Regions from separate parts of the Homo sapiens genome. Here region 2 is linked to region 1. A link is an interaction called in ENCODE POLR2A ChIA-PET data of the cell type or tissue named here. Cell type or tissue: A673. All regions are shown on one strand. Links, peaks and the distances in the headings refer to the core of each region. The heading gives the core; the rest is flanking DNA.

Region 1 (8,000 bases), core at 1-8,000:
CTGGTCTCGAACTCCTGGCCTCAAGTGATCCACCAGCCTCGGTCTCCCAAAGTGCCTGGATTACAGGCATGAGCCACTGCACCCAACCCCCTATTCTAATAATTTTTAACTAGATGATCCATTTGACAATATTTTTAGATGATCTATTTTAAGAATGTACATTTATTCATTTTTCCCTCAGGAAACTTTTGCCAGAAACTCACAGAGTTTTTCAAAAAGGATGAGGTTACGGTTACCACTTTCACCTCTTTTTACAGTTTAAACTTTGGAACTTGTCCCTTTGAGTCTGAGATAATTATGAATGACCTTGACTTGTTAACTCTGCTACTTTTTTGGAAGACATTCCCTATATAAACTTACTGTAAACAAAGAAATGAACAGATTTCTCCCCTCACCAAATTTACAGATTTTAAAAACATTTCTGATGGGATCTCCCAGACTATTTCACTTACAACACTGGTTTTCCACCATCCCTTTCTAGCTCAAGTTCTTTTTCCTTTCTTACAACAGGAAACAATGCAATTGTTCTAGTTGCCATTTCCTGCTTCATGTTGATCTGCATGCCAGTGTGTCTATAGTGGTGCTTGGCTCTTTCTGCCTAATAATTCCTTTTAATTTATATTGGCACTCTATCATGACTTTGAACTTTAAAGCCAAGCAGATAATATTCTGAATCACTAATTTTCCATGAAGTCATGTGAGAAACACTTTAAGTGAACCGTTCCGGATCAGGGTGACACGCTGCTTTGCTACCTTTCCAACTGGCACCACGTTGCCGCCTTTGGGACATTCTTTAGGGCCAGTGCTCCTGGACTATTTTGCAGTTAATTCTTTTATTTTTCCTTTCCTTATAAAAGAACCACATGCCTCCAATGGTGCTCCAAACTTCAGAACAAAAGTATTTCAGTTGATAGCAATCTTACAGTCAAGCAGCACATAATATTACAAAGGATTTTAATAATCTTGAGTAACAGTCTGTTCACAGGGATGACTATCTCCTAGTGAAATCACTTTAAGAAAGCAGTGAGTCACTGGTGTTATAATAAACAGCCACACTAACAGGCAGTATAACAAAGGAAAGGCAACATAATATTCCTCAAACGGAGTTAAGATAGACCAGATCTTAGAATAACTCAGCCATGACTAAAATTGGGCTCACAATGAAACAAAATACAGTGGAATTATCTGATGACTCGAAGGTTCCTTGACTGCTGTTTTGTACACTGTGCTGATTACATATTCCGTATTGAATAACGTGAACAAACAAATTAAGGAATGCACGAGGACAAAAATAAATAATATTGCCAAAGCAAACAAAGCACGAAGACCTGGTAAATATCAGCAGGTGGCCAATCTGCACCTCACACCCACCCTACCTTAACACCTAGAAATCATTTATTCCACATCTGTATGTATTTGTACCCAACTTAACTGGAATGTCATTTAACACCACAGTGCAATTCTGCCATTGTGTAGGTTTTAGTCTGTGAGGCCTGTTCCTTGAGAAGGTGTTTATTTCTCTGATTACTTTGCCTGCACTTGGACTAGAGTGGGAGAGATACTTTGACTCATGATAGGAACCCAAAAGGATGGTCAACAGTGATTTACATATTAATCTATTCAATTTCACTTTGAAAAAGATAAGGATATCTTTAATCATAACATCCTGGTCACTATATATGAAGATGACATACATTCCAAAATACAAAATGTAAACACATACAGAATGCTAAATATTATTAATGTAACCCTAACTTTAACATGCTGTACTGAATGAAACACTTCTAACCTGCCTAAAAACCAAGTACCCTCCAGTGCACTTAGACTCGTAATTAAATAACTTTGCAGCTAGTGCTATGAATATTTTGCACTATAGGATTATGACCTTATTCATTCTGCTGGCAAAGGAATTCCAAACAAGTTCCCTCCTTTTCCGAGTATTTCTTTTCCCTACTGCAAAACCTGCATAAGCTAGAGGAAAAGAAAATTTAATTAAACACTTGGTTTATGAGTTACACTTCAGTATCATCTTTTTTATTTTTAATTAGATGTAGAAATACTCTCCTTCTTAATGACAGCCCGATGCTACAGCAAGCAAGATCTTGTGGGTCTGAACAGACGTTCACTAGCCTGCTGGCTGTCATCACAAAGGACGACTGATGATATTTTTCCTAATATAAAGCTTAAAAAGTTAAATGTCAAACCATATGTCACATTTAAATATATATTTCGTAAAAAGCCAACAAGTTTGTTATTGTGGTTTTCAGATAGAAATTGTTCTTGGAGCCCTGTTGGGTAGCCATGCTCACAGCAGCACAGTCTCACTAAAATGAAGTACAGACTCCCTCAAGTTCAAAGACTGTGTTTAGGCTGCCACCAGGAGAGAGATGCTTAGATACCTTAGCAGCAAATCCTCTTTACCTTGCAGGCTTTTTTTGTTTTGAAATGAGGTAAGTTGTGCCTCATGATCATTTTAAATTCGAAAAGCTACTAAAACATATTGAACCTAGCATGGAATAAAAGAAGGTGGTAATCAATGTACTTCAGCTCCAATAAACTTTCTCCACATTTAAATAACATTACTTATATTACACTTTCACTACAGAGATAAAAAATCTGAAATAGGAACTATAAATAGGTACCAGTTGTTAAATATTGCTTTTATTTATTTTTTTAAGACAGGTCTCACTCTGTTGCCCAGGCTGGAATGCAGTGGTGCAATCATGACTCACTGTGGCCTTGACCTCCCTGGGCTCAGAAGATCCTCCTACCTCATTCCCCCAAGTAGCTGGGACTACAGTCACAGAGCTACCACGCCTGGTTAATGGTTTTTTTTTTTTTTAAATAGAGACGGGTTTTGCCCTGTTGCCTAGGCTGGTCTTGAACTCCTGGGCTCAAGCTATCTACCTGCCTCAGCTTCCCAAAGTGCTGGGATTACAGGCATGAGCCATCATGCCCAGCCTTAATATTGCTAATCTCAATAAGCATTTAGCTGCACAAGGCACTGTTTTAAAAGCCAAGAGGGGATGAACAGAAATAAGACAAATCCTCTTTGGTCTCTTATTTTGTGTAAATTGAATCATATTCTTTGTAAGTATGGGGAATATTCATTCTACTTCACTCCTGTTGTCCCAATGTAATTATTAATAGGCCTCCTTTCACAGCCAAGTGTTTTGGATGAGAAATCATGTGGTCGCCCTATTTACAAAGAATATTTGTAATCAAACTTATCATAAGCTTTCCAAAACAATGAAAATTCCCTTAGACAGCCAAGGCCATCCAAATCTTCAGATATTTTTCTGACAATTTTCTGATTCTGTATTCTACTTATCTGCCTCATGCATTAATAACATAATATTCTGACCAGAGATTAGCACTGGATTCCATTTTCTCTACTTCATTAATTGCTTTCATGTAAAACAGTCTAATTTCTTCAATAAGATTAATATGCCCCTGAAAATAGTTTTATACTTCTGTTGTCTCCCTCTCAAGTATGGCATAGTGGGCATACACAGTGGGCTCTCAATAAATCATTTAAAACTCATAATAGTTTTACATTAAATTAAGGATCATTCTAAGCCATTACAATAATGTTACAGAATTTAACATAATCACTGAGGGATCTTTGAGGAACAATTCAGAATAAAGTCAAGTAAATTCAAACTGAGGGATTATAGCTTGAGTAGGGAACTAATAACTGTATCCTGCATTATTACGGTACGTTTGCGGGGTGAGGGGAAACTAAAAGGAATCCACTTCTATGACTGTCATGAAGCCCAGGAGTTCTGGAGGGAACTGCATTCCATTCTGAATTTTCTGGTTACAATCCCTGTCTTCTCTCTTCAACCTCAACTGAAAACCCATACTCAAGAGGCCTCAATCTGTGCCCTCTTATTCTTGGCAAATGGCAAAACCAACTATGTAGGAGGCTTTTTCAGAGGAGAAAACGACTTTGTTTTTCCAAAAGACAAACCCTCCACTTTGCTTTATGAGGCAGATAGCAGCCCCAAACCATGGATAGGTTGGGGCCTGCGCAGACCTCAATTATTACGGTATTTTACAGTTTATAAGACAAAGAGCTTCCCCACACATTAAGACACTTCAGTCAGAAGATCTGAAAGTTTGGCCCTTCCAAAAACTGAGCGCCGTGCCTTTAAACCACTCAAGTTTCCTAAGCATTAGTTTCTTTCTCTGTAAAAGAAGGCCAATAACACTGGTCCTATTTCCTTCTTAGTGATGAGGTACAGTGAGAAAGTATAGAGGAAACTCCTTGAAAAGCATAGAGAAATACGTTTAAAAATTTATTCAGTGTTTATGGAGGGGTGACCACCTACACATGCCAGGAATTACCTCAGACAATGGTGTTACAAATATGTGTCGCTACAATCATTGAGTCAAACAGCTTATAATTTAGAGAGATTTTCAAAGAATTACAGTAAGAGTGAAATGAGCTAGACCCGAAGTGTACATGAGGTACAAACACACACAGAGGAAGGAGCACCTCAATGTGGTTTAGGCGCCTGAGAGAGATGCAGCCGAGGAATGAGTGGGAACCGAGAGATACTTGGGAAATGCAAATGAAGTGGAGAGGAAGGGAAGGGCTGGGACCAGGGAACAAAAGAGAAGAGTAATGCAAGGATGCTGGGTAGAAACAGCCCAGCATACAGCAGGCTCTGGGGCACATGTTGTGGCTGAGAGAATGACGGGAAGGAGGATAGCAAGGGAGGCAGGAGTCAGATGAATTAAGACAGGGTTTCACTCTTGTCGCCCAAGCTGGAGTGCCTTGGTGCGATCTCTGCTCAGGGCAACCTCTTCCTCCTGGGTTCAAGCAATTCTCCTGCCTCAGCCTCTGGAGTAGCTGGGATTTCAGGCATGCGCCACCACGCCTGGCTGATTTTTGTAGTTTTACTAGAGATGGGGTTTCACCATGTTGGCCAGGCTGGTCTCGAACTCCTGACCTCAGGTGATCCACCTGCCTTGGCCTCCCAAAGTGCTGGGATTACAGGCGTGAGCCACCGCGCCCAGCTAAGTTTTGTATTTTTAGTAGAGATGGGGTTTCGCCATGTTGGCCAGGCTGGTCTCAAACTCCTGACCTCAAGTGATCTGCCCGCCTTGGCCTCCCAAAGTGCTGGGATTACAGGGGTGAGCTACTGTGCCTGTCTGAGTTGATTATTTTGAGAAAGAAAAAGACACGGTCATGAGAAAGACTGCTCCAGGGGCCACCAAGCTCATCTCTTACAGTCCATCCTCTTTAGATGAACAAAAGATTCTAAATACTGGAACTTGGGCAATGTCATTGGATCACAGGAAAAGACACATGTGAGAGGCATTTAGGAGCTGGAAATCAGGATCTGATTGACTGGATGCATGAGGTGCACAATGCACAAAAACACATGAGTTCTTTTTTTTCCACAGGGGGAAGATGGGTGTTGGGGTGATGGGGAGTTGAGCCAAGCTTGTAGGCAGAGAGATGGTCATAACAAAGCACATATTCTGGGGCCAAAGTGTCTGGTTTCTGGACCTCGTTCCACCACTTACTTGGGCAATCTCAAAGAAAACACTTGACCTCTCTACGCCTCAGTTATCTCATCTGTAAAATGGGGCTATTATTAGTGCCTACCCTATATGGCTGTTATTAGGATTAAATGAGTCAACATTTGTACAGCATGAAGAACAGTGCCAAGAACATAGTGAGTATCATGTCATCGTTCATGAACAAATTTAAAATAAAGAGACTGATCATGTAGGTAGTGGACAAGATTGAAGGAAAAAAAAGGAAATACAATCTGGAGCAAGATCCAGAAAAGGGGCAGGAGGCAGAGAGGAGATTCAGGTAAGAGGCCAGATGAATGGTGATATGGTTTGGCTGTGTACCCACCCACATCTCATTTTGAAATGTAACTTCCACAATTCCCACATGTCACAGGAGGAACCTGGTGGGAGGTAATTGAATCATGGGGGTAGGTCTTCCCTGTGCTGTTCTTGTGATAGTGAATAAGTCTCATGAGATCTGATGGTTTTATAAGTGGGAGTTCCCCTGCACAAGCCCTCTCTGCCTGCTGCCATCCATGTAAGACATGACTTGCTCCGACTTGCTCCTCCTTGCCTTCCACCATGATTGTGAGGCTTCCCCAGCCACTGTTAAGTCCATTAAACCCTTTTTCCTGTATATATATTACCCAGTCTCAAGTATGTCTTTATCAGCAGCGTGAAAATGGACTAATACAAATGGTTTGGCCTAGGAAAAAGGCAAGGCTGAGACCAGGAAAAGGAGACAAGATAAGACAAGGATGCACAATCAGGCAGGCTGGAAGATGAAGGGATTCAGATGAACAGCCTCCATTTTTCTAGCCGAATAATGGAGGAAGGCTCGGTGATAAGGACTAAAGATAAAGGAGGAGGGAGAAGGAAGGGGCTTAAGGAAGGAAGTAAAGGTTTGGAAGTATCCCTGGGAGAAAAAAAAAAAAGGAACTGAGCCAGTATGAGAGCCCAGCTGCAAATGGATAGTAAACATTTTTAGTGGCAGTAATCTACAGTGTTGTAATTTCTCCAGTAGAGCTCAGCTTGGATCTTGGATGTAAGAATGAAGACATTTATTTGGACTGGCCAAGAGCCGGGAACTTACAGGGAAAGGGTGGTGACTGTAGGGTAAAGCAAAGGAGCTGAAGATACTAAGAGGACGTAGCTGAAGTTACACAAAAGGGGGTCAGGTTGGGTGGGGAAGAAAGTATACAGATTTGGAAAAGAGGAGTCAAATTACATCAGACAGAAATTAGACACTAAGAGATCAAAAGAGCTAAGATAAGCGGTGTATTAGTCAGGGTTCTCTAGAGGGACAGAATTAATGGAATACATAAATATATAAAGGGGAGTTTATTAAGTATTAACTCACACAATCACAAGGTCCCACAACAGGCCATCTTCAGGCTGAGGAGCAAGGAGAGCCAGTCCGAGTTCCAAAACTGAAGAACTTGGGAGTCTGATGTTTGAGGGCAGAAAGCATCCAGCACGGGAGAAAGACGTAGGCTGGGAGGCTAAGCCAGTCTAATCTTTTCATGTTTTTCTGCCTGCTTTATGTTTGCTGGCAGCTGATCAGATGGTGCCCACCCAGATTAAGGTTGGGTCTGCCTTCCCCAGCCCACTGACTCAAGTGTTAATCTCCTTTGGCAACACCGTCACAGACACACCCAGGATTAATACTTTGCGTCTTCAATACAATCAAGTTGACGCTCAGTATTAACCATCACAAGTGGTTACACAGAAGATGGGGTACTGGAGTTAAGATCTAGAGGTGGAATGGTAGGAATATGGGGCCCAGGGGATGATGACAAAACCTAAAGTGTGGCTGGAGAAGTCACTGCTGAAGAAGGGCAGAAGCATAGGAAAAAAATCAAGGTCAAGGAAAAGGAAGCAACTGAAAGGAATTCCTTTCATTTTTATCTGATAAGCTGAAAATGCAAATCTGATTTAAATTCAAGACAAAGTTTTTTTAAATTTTATTATTATTATACTTTAAGTTTTAGGGTACATGTGCACAACGTGCAGGTTTGTTACAAAAGGCACCTTGTATAAAGGAATTCCTTTCATTTTTATTTGATAAGCCAAAAATGCAAATCTGATTTAAATTCAAGACAAAGTTTTAAAAATCATTCTCAACACTACAGAAAAAAAGCCAGTAACTATACAAATACTCACTATAAAGCGATGAAGTCCATAGTACAATAGTATATCTGCTAATGTAAAGTTATACCCTGTAAGGTAGACTTTATCTTCAAGATATGAATTAAGATCCTAGAAAAAAGAAAAAACAAATAAATATTAATGTAAAAAACAGTAATAATAAAGTTAATTATCATATCATGACTTAAAAGATTTAGGCTACTAGAAAACAAAATATTGCCATTTAATAAATTTACTCTTTGACATTAATATTCATTCAAAATCACAAATAATACGCCAGTCACCTCATTTTAAAAAAATTGGCTAAACATTACTAGTCT
Region 2 (15,952 bases), core at 3,953-11,952, 120 kb after region 1:
AAGCCCTTAAGGATGATGCTGTCTGTTCCAGAGAATTCTATATAAAGTGTATGTGTGTGCACGCTTCTTTCAGTTTTCTTCTCTTAAGAAGACAATTAGCAGCAGCATTCAACATAGAGTCCTCAAAGGATGAAATCCTCCCAACATTTAACTTGGGTCATTTGGGAATGTGTAAATGTAGTTACTCTTCCAGGCCACCGTGGGGGGCTATTTGGTGTACTCCTAAATGTAGGACTTTTCACATTGAAAAGAATACACTGGAACAGACTTCCTGATTCACATCAACCAGCCAGGCCTGATCCTTTCATTACAAGGTAATGCATTTTGTAGATTGAGTAGGAAACTAAATAGGCAACCCTCTTTAGGGATGTAGATATCTCTGCTTCAGAAAATGTTTATTGATTCTTTAGGTTCAGAACAACATTAATCATGCAAAAAGCCAAAGACCCGAGACTCAGAATCTGGTATCAGGAGACAGGGGAGCTGCTTTTCTTTTCACAGTAAGACTTATGTCAACACATTTCTGAAAATGAATCAATAGTCAAATAACTCAAGTGACAGATTGATCATTCTGGCAGAGAACAAAGTCTATAAGATGTCATACAATCAAAACAGCAACAACACGTAAGGCATTTTATTTGACATTACTCAAAATTCTACTGATCCTATCACATTTAATACGTCTTTTTCCATCAGCCTCTGGAGATAGGAAGATAAAAGTAACAGTGAGATGAAATGTAGCCATTACATTAGAAATATGAACTTGCAGGGTGCTTAACGCTATTTCAAATACCACTTTAAAACAAAAAATAAGGTTACACATTCCATATCCGTTTAAAGTAGACTATGTAATATGTTATTTGTAAGGTCTTTAATAGATTATAAAACACTTTTTAAGTATCATTTCAATTAAAATTTGACTTTATTTTAGCTGTTTTTTCTTTAAAAATTTTTTTAAATGAAATTTTAGCCTTGCAATTTTTCTCCTATAAAATGGGCTGTTTTTTACTTGCTCATCAATACAATATTTCTTTTCTCATTTTTAGTTCTTTGTAGGTTGAACCTTGCTGTGGAAGCCCGAGAGCTTTTAACAAAAGAGCTTGGGGGAAGATAGGTCAGAGTTCAAATTCCTATGTCTGCCTTTTATTGGCTGTTTGACCTGGGCTGGTCTTCTGGTCTCTTGAAATCTGCATTGAAGCACAAAAGGGTATCAGAAGAGTCTGTTAAAATGATTGTAAGGCAAGGATGAGTTATATGCTTGGCATGTAGTCAGCACTCATGATATTATTGAATATTATGATCAATATCATTACTACTATTACTCCTATATGAAAGCTGTCTGTTATTCAGTATTTTTCTCTAGAAATCTCTATCACAGGAAAACAATGCAATCCGTAAAATAAGTGTTCAAAATAATGATCATAAGGCATTCAAAAATCCTGAATTCTTGAATTATCAAAGAAAAGTTATGTTTTGGCAGTGTAGCTTGAATGATATGTATATTATAGTATACTGTAATTCTTATATGTTTATATATACTGACCCTCGATGTATGTATTACTTCACTGCAATATTCAATTAATCAACACTTGACTAGGCTGCATAATTTAAATTTTTTTAAATTTCAATAACTTTTAGGGTACAAGTGGTTTTTGGTTACATGGATGTGTTGTATAGTGGTGAAGTCTGAGATTTTAGTGTACTGATCACCTGAATAGTGTCCATTATACCCAATATGTAGTTTTTTATGCCTTGCTCCTCTCCTACCTGTCCCCTCTTCTTAGTCTTCAAAGTCCACTGTACTGCTCTGTATGCTCCAAAGCTTAGCTCCCACTTATAAGTAAGAACATATGGTATTTGGTTTTCCATTCTTGAGTTACTTCACTTAGAATAATGGCCTCAACTCCATCCAAGTTCCTGCAAAAGGCCATTATTTTATTCTTTTTTATGGCTGAGTAGTATTCCATAGTGTGTATATAGACCCACTATATATATATATGTATACACACACACACAATATATATATAGATACAACATATGCTATATATATACTATATATTATATATACATAAACTTTCTTTTTTTCCTTTTTCTTTTTTTGATTTTAATTTTTAAATTATATTTTAATAGTTTTTGGGGTACGGGTGATTTGTGGTTACATATATAAGTTTTTTAGCGATGATTTCTGAGATCTTAGTACACCCATTACCCAAGCAGTGTACACTGTACCCAATATGTAGTCTTTTATCCATCACCCCCCATCCAAGTCCCCAAAGTCCATTATATCATTCTTATGCCTTTGTGTCCTTATAGCTTAGCTCCCACATATAAGTGAGAACATATGGTATTTGGTTTTCCATTCCTGAGTTATTTCACTTAGAATAATGGCCTCCAGCTCCATCCAAGTTGCTGCAAAAGGCATTATTTCCTTCCTTTTAATGGCTAAGTAGTATTCCATGGTGTATATATACCACATTTCCTTTATCCACTTTCTGGTTGATGGGCACTTAGATTGGTTTTATATCTTTGTTTGTGCAAATTGTGCTGCCATAAACATGCATGCACATGTGTCTTTTTCATAAAATGACTTATTTTCCTTTGGGTAGATACCCAGTAGTGGGATTGCTGGATCAAATGCTAGTTCTACTTTTAGTTCTTTAAGGAATATCCATATTGTTTTCCATAGTGGTTGTACTAGTTTACATTCCCACCAGCAGTGTAACACCATTCCCTTTTCACCACATTCAAGCAAACATTTATTGTTTTTTGACTTTTTAATTATGGCCATTCTTGCAGGAGTCAGGTGGTATCTCATTGTGGCCATGATTTGTATTTCCCTGATGAAGTGATGTTGAGCATTTCTTCATATGTTTGTTGGCTGTTTGTACATCTTCTTTTGAGAAGTGTCCATTCATGTCCTTTGCCTACTTTTTGATGGGATTATTTTTGTTTTTCTCGCTGATTTGTTTGAGTTCCTTGCAGATTTTGGATACTAGTCCTTTGTTGGATACATAGGTTTCAAACATTTTCTTCCACTTTGTGGGGTGTCTGTTTACTCTGCTGATTATTTCTTTTGCTGCACAGAAGCTGTTTCATTAGGCCCAATTTATTTATTTTTGTTGTTGTTGCATTTGCTTTTGGGATCTTAGTCATAAATTCTTTGCTTAAGCCAATGCCCAGAAGAGTTTTTCTGATGTTATCGTCTAGAATTTTCATGGTTTCAGGTTTTAGATTTAAGTCTTTGATTCATCTTGAGTTGATTTTTGTATAAGTTGAGGAGATGGGGATCCATGTTCATTCTTCTACATGTGGCTAGCCAGTTGTCCCAGCACTATTTATTGAATAGGGTGTCCTTTCCCCAATTTATATTTTTGCATGCTTTATCAAAGATAATTGGCTGTAAGTATTTGGCTTTATTCCTGTGTTCTCTATTCTGTTCCATTGATCTGTGTGCCTATTTTTATACCAGTACCATGTTTTGGTAATTTTAGCCTTGCAGTATAATTTGAAGTTGGTATACCACATTCTTTATCTACTCATTGGTCAACGGGCGCTTAGGTTGGTTCCATATCTTTGTAATTTTGAATTGTTAGGCTGGATCATTTTAAGTTTCTTATATTCTGTGTGTCATCAGGCAAACCAACAGATATATAGCGGAGAGAAATTATAATTCAATTCTGAGTAGTGAGTGAAACCTATAGATAATAATAGTAAATAATGCTTAATTTTATTTATTTATTTATTTAGACAGAGTCTCACTCTGTCACCCAGGCTGGAGTGCAGTGATGCAGTCTCGACTCGCTGCAATGCCCACTTCCCAGGTGCAAGTGATTCTCCTGCTTCAGCCTACTGATTAGCTTGGCTTTCAGGTGCATGCCACCACGCCTGGCTAATTTTTGTATTTTTAGTAGAGATGGGGTTTCACCATGTTGGCCAGGATGGTCTCAATCTCCTGACCTTGTGATCAGCCCGCCTCGGCCTCCCAAAGTGCTGGGATTATAGGTGTGAGCCACCGCACCTGGCCGAGCAAGGGTCTTTTGAGAGGTGACAGTGCCCACTACTTAGATCGGTGCACAATTGATAACTTACGAATTGTTTTATTTCTGAGATTTTCCATTTTATATTTTCAGACAGTGGTAGACCACAGGTAAACCATGAAAAGTGAAGCCATGGATAAGGATGGACTACTGTATAATTAACCTAAGTGTCTGTCAACGGGTAAATGGATTAAAAAAACTGGCGTATATACACAATGAAATACTATTCAGCCTTAAGAAAGGAGGAAATCCTGTCTTTTGTAACAACATGGATGAGCCTGGAGGACATTATGCTAAGTGAAATAAGCCAGGCACAGAAAGACAAATAACACATGATCTCACTTATATGTAGAATCTCAAAAAGTTGAAATGGAAGCAGAGAATAGAATGGTTACTGGGTTTGGGGTGGGGATATGTTGGTCAAAGGATACACAATTTTGGCTAGACACAAAGAATAAGTTGAAGAGATCTATTGTTTCTGTAATTGGTAACAATGTATTGTGCACTTGAAAACTGGGAGGAGAGAGATTTTAAGTATTCTAACCACAAAAAATGGTATGTGAGGTAATGCATATGTTAATTAGCTTGATTTAGCCATTTCACAATGTATACATCTTTCAAACATACAGTTTTCAACAAACATTTGGTGCACCATAAATAGATATAATTTGTATTTATCAATTAAAAAAAGAGAGAATTTCTGAGACCATACCCTGGGAAAGGAAATAGGTCTGGTGTAGGAAGCCCTTATTCATTAAAACTTTTCAAGTGATTCTGGTGTGCATTTAGTCTTTTGGTTGTAGTGACTCTGAGGAGTGCTTTACTCAAAGAAATTAGTCTCTAATGAAGAAAATTTAGGCCTGATGACAGGTCAGTGGAGGGCATAAGTTGAGGCTCATAGTAGCATTCCTATTACCCTTAAAAATCACAATATGTAAGATTAGTTTTATTATTCTCTGTACCAGAATTCTCTTTAATATGCTTGATGCGGATCATAAAAGCTTATAGCTAAGAATCTGATTATTTCAAGCTGTTAGTTGAGCCAGACTTGGCTTATTTCAATTCCTATTTCAGAGAATGATATAAAGCTACTTCCTGAGAGTGTTCCCATATGTACGTTTTTCCATGGCTAAGCCAATGGCTAAAGTGAAAAATACAGAAGAAAAACACTGCAGTGACTTGGGTGGTCACTATAGGCCATATTCTGACTCAAGCTACTGGAGTTGCAGGTTCAGGCCTGCAGTATGTCCTCGGACTCCTTAAGGACTGATTTGATGGACTTTTTCTCATTAAAACTTTCTGGAAGTGCAAGTCTGAGGCATGTGGAAATAAGCGAAGACCAACCAAATGAGAAGAGGCAATGGTTACTTATTCAGAACTTGTCATAACAAGGGAATTGGTCAACATTACTTGTGCTTTGTTAGCAACTCACATGCAGACAGAGGAGTGGAGAAGCCTCAGAGTGGAGCAGAGCAAAGGCTTCAGGCGCGTGCTGATTGAGGAAACTGGAGACAGCTCACTAGAAGCAGGGTGTGTGGTATGAATGTGTCTCCCCCAAATTTATCTGTTGAAACTTAATTGCCAGTGTGATAGTATTTAGAGGTAGGGCCTTTAGGAGGCGATTAGGTAGTGAAGGTGGAACCCTCATGAATGGGATCAGTGCCCTTATAAAAGAGGTTGTTGGGGGGAGTGAGTGCATCCTTCTGCCTTCCGCCAGGGGAGGACACAGCCACAGGGCACCATCTTTGAAGCTGAGAGCAAGTCCTCACCAGACAGCAGGTCTGCTGGCCCCTTGATCTTGGACTTCCCAGCCTCTGGAACTGTGAGAAATAAATTTCTGCTATTGTAAATTACCCAGTCTAAAGTCTTTTGTTATAGCAACGTGAATGGATGGAAACACAGACATCCCATGTGATTAGTTAAGAGGACATATTTGACTTTCTCTGGTTGGTCCTAAGTTGGAAGTGGGAGCAAAAGTTAGAGATTAATTTTTCAGGGGACAATTAATGAAGTCCTGGACATTTTGGGCCAATTGTTATGGATGTTATTGCTTGACTTCCTGAACTGGTTGCTAGAGGTAATGGTCTGACTTGTAGATGGACAGTGGGCTGGCTTCCTGGATTGGTTACTATAGATAAGGGATTGGTTTCCTTGGCTAGTTGCTGCAGGTCGTGGGTTGGAGTTCTATTTTTGTATATGATCTGGCTATTGTCCATGTGTATTCAATCTCACAGGCATTATCTTCTATTGCGGAGGCACCTGGCTTTACAGGAACTATGTTGTGGCAAGAGAAGGACTTGGCTATTGATGAGAAACCTCTGTTTCACTTTAGAATCCACAACCAGAAATGTCCAAGTGAGCGAGAGATATGCAAAGCTCCAACTGGCACAGACTGGAATTCTAGAGTAAAAGAAAATCCTCAGGACTCCGCATGGTGCCCTTTAAGTACCAAGCTGCTTAAAATATCATTCTGTTTATTGTAATTTGATGTGTGAAATTCAGGCAGGCATTTACAATTCAGATCCCATTCCTAAGGGATTCCCATTTGGGTGTGTTCGTATGACTTATTCTGAGCCTTTCTTCAAGTATGGACGCTTGAGATTGTTAGGTAAAATGCACATAGATGCTCAGAGATGAAGTGTTTATCATCATTACCTCAATGAATCATTCTCCAGCCTTGACAGGTTCTAATGTCCCCCATGCTTCAACGCCACCCACTCTGTCTTGCTCTTTGTCTGAAGCGTGTTCTCTTTCCTTCTGCCCACCAGCACCCCCATCTCAAAATTTCAAAGTATTCCCCTTATCAATCATTTGGATTTAGCTGGGGGCAGAGGGGGCGGGGGTTGCTGGACAGCAGCAGAAGCTTTGTCCAAATACCTTATAACAAGAACAACAACGTGGTCATGGCCCCTGTTTGCTGGGTTGGGGAGAATGGGGCAAGAAAGGAGGAGGGGGACCTGCTGCGACAACAGACCCAGGCTGCCACCAAGGGGGTGGCAGCTCCCTTGGTGAGTGCAGTCCCCTTTGCTAAGAAAAAAATGGAGCTGTTCTCACGGCTCGACCTTCTGTTCCCTGGGACTACTCTGGAAAGGGTCCTCATTTCTGCTTTTCCAAACAGGGGGCTTCCATTTCCATCAAAGGTGATAGCTGAGTTAGGAAAACTGAGTCTGGCCTGGTGAGGCTGCATTTTTCCCATTGCTGGCTCAAGGGAGACTGTGATTCTCATGACAAATTATGTGTTCTACTTTTAGCTCTTTCCACCGGGTTATACTATGACCTTGGGCAAGACCCTTGACCTTTCCGGGTTCCCCCTCCTCCTCTTAGTTTCTCCTCATCTGACCAAAGCACTTTTTAAAAAAACCATGACCGTGTTATAAAACAAAATGTAGAATAGATGAAAGGAAAATGTATGATCATGAATCTAACAGGAACATTGTTGATGTTTCTTCCCATTCCTTTTTCTATGCTTTAAAATTATAGTTGCAATCATTGAATCTCTACCTGAATAGCTTGCTTTTTTTTTTTTTTTTTTTTTTTTTCCGGGACATGTTCCTAGGTTGCTGAATAATCTTTATAATCATGATTCTTAATAACTTTATAATTTCAAGATGTATTTCTTAGTCTCTTCCATTTAGCTCACCTAGAAAATATACTGGGAATTGAGATACAGTAAAATCCACTGAGAAATTCTCCTTGAATTTCCTCTTGTTATTTTCCCTTTCCTTTGAAATATTCAGGGGTTTCTTTTTTAGAGTAGGAAATTAGCCAGTGCCTTAGAGATAAAATGCCCAAATAAAAACAAAAATGAACCTCAACCCCACACTGCCCCCAGACAAACCCAAACACTGGTTAACTCTCTTTTTAAAGTTAGTCTGGGCCGGGTGCGGTGGCTCACGCCTGTAATCCCAGCGCTTTGGGAGGCCGACGTGGGTGGATCACGAGGTCAGGAGATTGAGACCACCCTGGCTAACATGGTGAAACCCAGTCTCTACTACAAATACAAAAAATTAGCCGGGCATGGTGGCACGTGCCTGTGATCACAGCTACTCAGGAGGCTGAGGTAGGAGAATCGCTTGAACCAGGGAGTCGGGTTGCAGTGAGGTGAGATCATGCCACTACACTCCAGCCTGGTGACAGAACAAGACTCCATCTAAAAAAAAAAAAAAAAAAATTAGTCTGTCCATATTCTTTCAGTAAAATGTTCGATTCTTCCAACTCTTAGATTAAAATGTCCCAAGGAGCAGCCCCTGGGCTTTATTTTTGGGATTTGGTGGTAAATCTTCCTCTGGATGTCAAGTCTCCTCAAAGTCTGCAGGAAATCCTACTGGGACTTGGAGATTGTGACATCAGATCTAGTTAGAGCTGTTGAGTGCAAGGAACTGCAGATGTCTGAACATGCCAGGAGAGAGAACTTGCAAAGACCTACAACCAGCATCCCGCTGGATTAGATGTGTGGCTTTTTCTGTCCTCAGGTTACCTGGGGAAACAAATCCCACAGAAATTATTTGATCGCCCCCCTCCAGAGCATACAGTGAACAGATGAGAGAAGGTATCTGTACTATGAGAGCCTCTCTCTATTGTGCTCCCCATAAAAGGCCAACAGCCTAAGAAGGCTTCACTTTCTCTGGGGTGCTATTGCACTGCATCATATACAAATATCCATATGAGGGGAAGAAAGCAAAGCAAAACTTTTCCTCTTTTTTTTTGTTTTTTTGAGACGGAGTCTCACCCTGTCACCTAGGCTGGAGTGCAATGGCCTTATCTCGGCTCACTGCAACCTCCACCTCCCGGGTTCAAGCGATTCTCCCACCTCAGCCTCCCAAGTAGCTGGGATTACAGGCACTTGCCACCACGCCTGGCTAATTTTTTTGTATCTTTAGTAGAGACGGGGTTTCACCGTGTTGGCCAGGCTGGTCTTGAACTCCTGACCTTGTGATAAGAGAGAATTTTTCCTCTTTTGGATAAATCATTTCCAACTGAATTCATCATGGCCACCTATCATATATCACCCTTCCTCCTCCCACCATATTGCACCAAATCCAGCTGCTGCTCCCCTGGATTTCATTCTAGTCAGGTAACTGGGGGTCATCCTGATTTTGACTTTTAGTTCTCACATCCAACATTCACATGAGTTTATTAACTCTACCATATACAGCTTTCATATCAATGTGCTTCTCCACTCCCCTACGGTACTGCCTCATTTCATGTTCTCATCATTTGTAAACTAGATTTCTGGGTTACCACAATTTCTTAACTGATCCACATACTTCCAGCCCTGTCTTCATACCACATGGTGTCCTTTCTCATGATCAGCCAGTGTCTGCCAGTCACTTGCATGGGAGTCTTCATTCTCCTTTGTCTGTCTGACCATGCCACTCATCAGACCATATTGCTCCTCGGTAAATTACATGCAGGATTCTTGGCATGGCAGACATGAGACTGCATATCTGCTGCCTTCTTTCCTGCCCAGCCTGATCCTCCCTCCTGATCTCTTAAATCAAAATATCACTTGGTGCAGTCCGGGAAGACACATTTTTAAAAAGCTCCCTGGGCAATTCTCATGTATGGGATCCATTGATAATTATTTGGAAACTAGTATTCCAGAAGCTCAATAGGATGCCATTTATGTCTCAATTTTCCTGTAATCAAGCCTCAGGAAAGGATGCATCATAATGTATTTCAGTTACTGAGCCCCCTTGGGTTGGGTCCAAGATGGAATTCTGTTATGGTTAATTCTGCATAAAAGATTTTGTTGATAGTTAAACTGCGGGATATTAATGTTGCTTGTACCTGAAAAGATTGTGTGTGGTAAGCCTTCCTGTGCACTAAACCAGTCACGTTATTCCCCTGTCTTAATTCAGGGGCAGCATACCTCCTTATACCCAAGTCTTAATTTAAGAGGAAGAGAAAGGAACAGGAAAGAATGTGGCGAGATATAAGAACAAAAGAAGACTGCCCCACAAAAGAGCATGGCAAAATAGCACAAATGGGAAATATTGAGTTGCCAAAGTTTAGGGAATTAATGATCATGTATACTTTCATATTTTATGATTTTACCATCAAACATGAGTTTTTAACAATAAGGAAAATGCTGATTCTATAAGGTTCAGGGAAATGTCAAGATGCAAAATTGTTTTTGCAATCTCAGTTGTGTAAAGTATGTTTAGAAAACACCTTAAAATACTGTATTAAGTTAATATTGCTTCTCTCTGGTGCTGAGATTATTGATTTTTAACTTTTTAAAAAAATTTCTCATCCCGATGTTTTTAAATTTTTTTGAGTTCACAGACAGTATGTTTGGAATCAGAAAAATATAAGCTAACTTTTGATTGTCGTTGTTGGAATATAACAGGAAGAGATATGAAAGTGATAGAGAAGTAGGCAAACGATGGTGGAGGGGGGAGGGAAAGAAAAGGGGGAGGAACAGAAATAAAAGAAAAGGAGAGAATATGGGGGAGGAAAGAATATGGCCACAGGGCGAGGACATATTATGTCTGAAGCCTGAGGACACATCATTTTAAGATTCCATCTTCAAATCGGGGCTTCTGACTTCCTTCCTTCCTTCATTCCTTCCTTTCTTCCTTTCTTTTTTTGACAGAGTCTTGCTCTGTTGCCCAGGCTGGAGTGTGTAGTGGTGCGATCTTGACTCACTTCAGCCTCAACCTCCTGGGCTCCAGTGACTCTCCCACCTCAGCATCCCAAGTAGCTAGCTGGGTCTGCAGGTGCACGCCACCACGCCTGGCTAATTTTTGTTATTTATTATTTTTTGTAGAGACAAGGTCTCCCTTTGTTGCCCAGGTTTGTCTCAAACTCCTGGGCTCAGGCAATCTGCCCATCTTGGCCTCCCAAAGTGCTGGGATTACAGGTGTGAGCCACCGCACTCAGCCAGGACTCCTGATTTTCTAAGCAGACTAGTACTCGATCAGAAATGCTATAAAAAGACTGCCCTTGTCTAATGCACTGGTATTCTCTACAATGACATGTGCAAGCAGCTGCTTCTTTTTATCATCAGTATTGAAAAGAGCAAAGAGCTCGTGGACATTACTTTGAAGTCATTTGCATATTGATAAATGAGTCACAAGATGGCAAAGCTTCGATGTTTTAGGAAAATATTTTCTTATATCCTTTCTGATCTCTCTACTGCCCAGAGTCCTCTCAAATTAATCAAAGGGATAGGAAACTCCAACCCCGAGGACCAGGATGGTCCTTTGTCCCCAAGGTGAGTCCAGTGCTGACCTGGAGAGGGACTCCAGTCATTGTAAGATTGGAGGATGGATTAGGCCATGAATATGCAGAGGCAGGATGAAGGGAGTGAGCACCCAATCCATAATGACTGAATTACTATTTTAAAATGGAGTGAATTAGATAGTTATTATCGGTGTAATTATTCATAAATGTGCCTAATTATTCATAATTATTCAGAAGCCTATTACTTCCCTGATTGCCATAAGTGATCTCTGAGGCCAATTACAATTGGATTCTGGTCACAGGACTCAGTGACTATTACCCATCTGTCTTGGTGAATCCAGAGCTTGGTCTCTGTCCTAACAGCACGGAGAGCCCTTCGTGTCATCTGGCCTTTTAAATACACACAACAGACCCGTTGCGTTAAACCCAGCTGATTTCAAAGCCCCCATTGTCTTTTTCCCCCTTTCCGGTCCCAAGCTCCACTTATTTGGGTTCAGGCTGTTCCTTCGAGGGCACACGCTGCTGCTGTTTAATTAGGACTCTCTTGTTGTCATTCCTGCATTTGATATCTTAATAGCATTGAGAGCATATGTAGGGAAATAGGCAAAAAGGAAAGTACCTTCATGCACATAAAGGTGATATGGAGAAGCCAGAAGCCCTGGAAGGCTTGGCCGTGTTTTAAAGGTTGCACTGTCAAATCAGTGGTTTGAGATTTTCTGTAAATCTTAAGGCCCTAACACACAGATGAGGGAACGCAGCTAGGTTTAACTCAGGCGGCTACAGCTTGCCGCCTCTGATACTTATCACGCTTCTGAGGATCATTTCAAAATAGTGTGGCCTAGGAGAGCATTTCCAGTTTTTCCAGAATGATTTCATTCTGACCTCAGTGTGGCCAATTGCTGGACGTGGGCTCTGGCTTGATACCCCGTCTGTGCAGAGCGTCTTGTGACTGCGCAGGCATCAGCGCTGAAGCTGTAGCTCAATTTCTACTTTTTTTTTTTCTCCCTGGAAAACATTACAGCAATTACCATATTGTGGGGCAGCATTATCAAGTGCAAATTAGCATATAGATTAGTTCTGGGGGGCAGGGAGGAGAGGTGGGTTAAGAACTTTAAAATCATGTATCGTTAGGCTGCACAAAGAGTGGCATGCAGAAATCTTCGGGCCCTGGTCGACCTAACCCTGTGTGTACATCAGCGGATCTGATGGGTGTCAGCTGATCATTTCTAGGGGAACAAAGGCAACTCAGTTCTGATTGTAGCTACGAATGGGGCAGTGTAAGAAGTGGCGGAGCTGTTGGTGGATTTTAAGACCTTCATCAGCTTTTCGTTCTTGGACAGAGAATCCCTGATTTGGTTAGTAAGAACTCCCTATAATTAATTGGAGTCACTAAGTTCACATTTTGCATTTGGTCCAAGAAATGAAAATGGTTAAATTTTTGCTGATGGGATAAAAAAGAGTATAATCTAGAATTGAGACTTTTAAAAAGAGTGTGGCAAAAGATAGTATGCAAAAAGGAGATTAATTTCCTACCTTCCATCAGAAGAATATAAAAATAGATTTATTGAAAAATAAACATTTATAGGACCTCCTTTATCTTTCTAAGATCTCCAACAGTGCAGGAGACTGGTTTAGAAACAGTCAATCCGTCAGTTGGTCAAGTGTTTATTGATCATCTACTATGTGTACAACACTATGAATGGTACAAAATATAGGATATGGAACTAATCACCAAAGTTCTCAAATACAATCCTTTAAAGAAATGGCACAGAGGCTCCCTATTGGCTGCTGTGGAAGAGTTCAGAAGAGAGGGAGAACTTTGTGGACTAGACTAGAGTGGTCAAGAAAAGTTCAACAGGATTTAGGAGCTTTCTTGACTACAAAGGGTAAGTGGGGTGTGAACGGGCATTCATGAGGATATTCCAAGCCAGGGTGATGGACCACAGGACTCAAAGGTCAAGGACATTGTGAAATGGATGGCTTAATGAGGAGAACAGCCTGACAGAACAGAGGGTCTACGTGGAGGTGATGGAAGTGTGTATGAAACAAAGGTATGAGACTAAGGCAAATGTCTTAACCTCTTTCAATCTCAGTTATCTATTTCATTCAAATGGATTTAACAATAACTTCCTTGAAAAATGATCATGTAATAAATGAGATCAATTATTTTTCTATATGCAACTTCTGGCATACAGTAAGCACACAGCCTTTGCTAATTAATTAGTTAAATGTGATATTGCTTAATTGAGTTAGATTTAAAACCACTTAGGGTCAGCTCGGGGCCCAGTGTTAAGCATGCAACTTTGTCTGTGGCAAATACTATCGCTCAAATTAGCAACAAATAAAACATGTTTTTAAAAAAACACAATTCCTCTGAAGAAAATAACACCCCAAATCCTTTTTGGGATCACCTTTTCAGCTACCCTGGTTGGGGGCAGGCTCCGATTGGGATGTAGGAGAAACTGCTTCAGGAAAACAGAAAAATAAAGGATGTGGATGTGGATGGGTGAACTGGGAAGACTGATGAGCTGGAAGGAGTTGCACTGAGATTTATTTTCCCACAGTGACTTGAAAGGATAAAAAGCAGAAGAATACGGCTGCGGAGCCTGACAGGTCTACCTGACTACCAAGGAGGTCGGGTCAGCATGGCCGCTTTGATTACTGGAGACACTACACATTTCATGGTACATTAGGTAGATTCTAAAGCCTAATCTGGTCCCATGAATGGTCAAGGTATGGATTGTTCGATGGGGGATGGGCACGAGACAGCCATGTGCAAATGTGTAATTGAGCACGACGTCCTGGGTCTCAGCCCAGCATCATCCACCATTCATGGAAGGAAGGTCCCATCAACTATGCACTCCCTGGACCCCAAAAAGTCATCCAGGTGTATTCTTTCATATCTCCCCCACCCCCAGATTCTCCAAATGCTGTGAGAGGCAGGAAAAGAAAAGTACAAGGTCTTCAATCTTGGAGAAAATTTCCTGACACACAGTAGGTGCTCAATAAATATTTGTGAAGAACTGTTTGTTGAAAAAAAAATCTTCCCTTTTACTCAGTTTGAATCCTCAGGTCCCATAGCTTTTATTGGCCTGTATTGATTTTTCTTACCTATTTTCGAATGTTTAGTACTGGTATCACAGTTATTTTTTCATCCCATGAAAGTCTTCTCCTTGTTGGATTTTGAGCGGCTGCAGGAACTTTTGTTCTTGTTTCCTCTGCAGTGTCCAGTTCTGTGCTTTGCTTAGTGCCTGTATGTGCTGAATAGTGACCGGGCAGCTGTGATCCAGTAGGATGGGCACTAGGTTAGGAATAAGAAAATGTCAGTCTGTCTGTGCTCCGACAGGCAGCATGAGAGTGAATAAGCCATCATCTCTCTGAACCTCAGTTGGGTCACATGTAAAATACGGATAATAATTCACATCTTATCTATAGAAGAGGATTAAACAGTGTATTTGTAAAGATTAAATATATCACTGTACACTAAAGTATTTCAGCAATGACTTTTGCATTTGGCTGTGATTGTACCACCCATGCATTATCATTTTTGTACTGGAGGCCTTCCCATTCTGAGGGGAGATGGATCCTCAAAAGCATTAGTGGGATAGAGGTGAGCTGATACTGGTCTCTTATTTGCTTGCAGCTGAAATCAGGCTAGGCCAAAGCCAGGAGGGCTTGTCTCCCCTTCTGATATTGTGTGACAGGTGACACTGTTGGTTTAAGAACAGACAGCCTTGAGCATAGAAAGCAAGAAATGTATGTTTATGAACCTGCTCCCCGACCTCCTTCCCCTAAATAAGAATTGATGCTGGGAACAGAGAAAAAGATAGAAAAGACTATCCTGTGATTAGACAGACAAACCCATCAAGCTAATCAAATCTCATCAAACGCAAAGTTCTAGGGCATGAGATTCCATGGAAGAGAGTTCCCAGGACCACCAAACTTTACCTAGAGCTTTTCCTAACTCTCTTCCAAGGAATCGCATGCCATGAGGCACATCACTGTGATGGGGAGGGTGTGGTTGAAAATGTCCACTTTGCTCAGTTCCTACTGAGCCAATTTCCAATGATAATGCGGTAGTCTGGTCCAGACCTTTTTTTGTTTGTTTGTTTTTTGAAGCAGAGTCTCACTCTGTCGCCCAGGCTCAAGGGCAGTGGTGTGATCTCAGCTCACTGCAACCTCTGCCTCCTAGGTTCAAGCAATTCTCTTGCCCCAGCCTCCCTCCCGAGTAGCTGGGATTACAGGCACCTGCCACCATGCCCGGCTAATTTTTTGTATTTTTAGTAGAGATGGGGTTTCACCATGTTGGCTGGTCTCGAACTCCTGACCTCAAGTGAACTGCTCTCCTCAGCCTCCTTACTGTGTCTTTATTTCCCTCCTACTGCGTGTTTCACTAGAGAGTCCTCAAGCCGTTGCTGATCCACCATCACCCAACCCACCACAAGTCAGGATATTTTCCCCCTGCTTACTTCATCTCCTTGGCAGCATTGTTAATAAGTGGTTACATTTAGTATCTGATAAAGAGAGGAGGACAAACTGTTCTTTAAAAGGGACTCAATAATATATTTTCACTGCAGTATTATAAGCAGCTCAAATAATACACGAGTACCCAGAGTAAGATTGGCAGGTCGTATTTCACATATCTCAATTCAGTCTCCCGTCTCCGAGCTGCCATCAGTTTGGGAAGACACCCTTCTAACAACATTTCTGTGCATTCCTGTACCTCT

The links. Peaks named below come from ENCODE experiments on the same cell type or tissue, not always from the same donor. Only the 100,000 strongest peaks of a DNase experiment are listed, where the experiment ranks them.
Region 2: POLR2A ChIA-PET joins it to region 1 with 12 read pairs; 2 of 35 experiments call an interaction of 5 or more read pairs at or near these places.

The regions. Positions count from the first base shown.
Region 1 is chr6:8,082,491-8,090,490 of GRCh38, forward strand. EEF1E1 (eukaryotic translation elongation factor 1 epsilon 1) reads right to left here. Exons shown (of 4, transcript NM_004280.5): 3 at 7,696-7,791. It overlaps EEF1E1-BLOC1S5 (EEF1E1-BLOC1S5 readthrough (NMD candidate)), which reads right to left. Exons shown (of 7, transcript NR_037618.1): 3 at 7,696-7,791. It also overlaps SCARNA27. Among named protein-coding and RNA genes, the nearest start is that of EEF1E1, 16 kb to the right of the region's middle. In A673, for the core only: no CTCF peak of the experiment used is centred there; DNase peaks (open chromatin) are centred at 841 and 961; H3K27ac peaks cover 2,917 bases.
Region 2 is chr6:8,195,322-8,211,273 of GRCh38, forward strand. All of the region lies in intron 2 of LOC105374910 (a long non-coding RNA gene), which reads left to right. Among named protein-coding and RNA genes, the nearest start is that of EEF1E1-BLOC1S5, 100 kb to the left of the region's middle. In A673, for the core only: no CTCF peak of the experiment used is centred there; no DNase peak of the experiment used is centred there.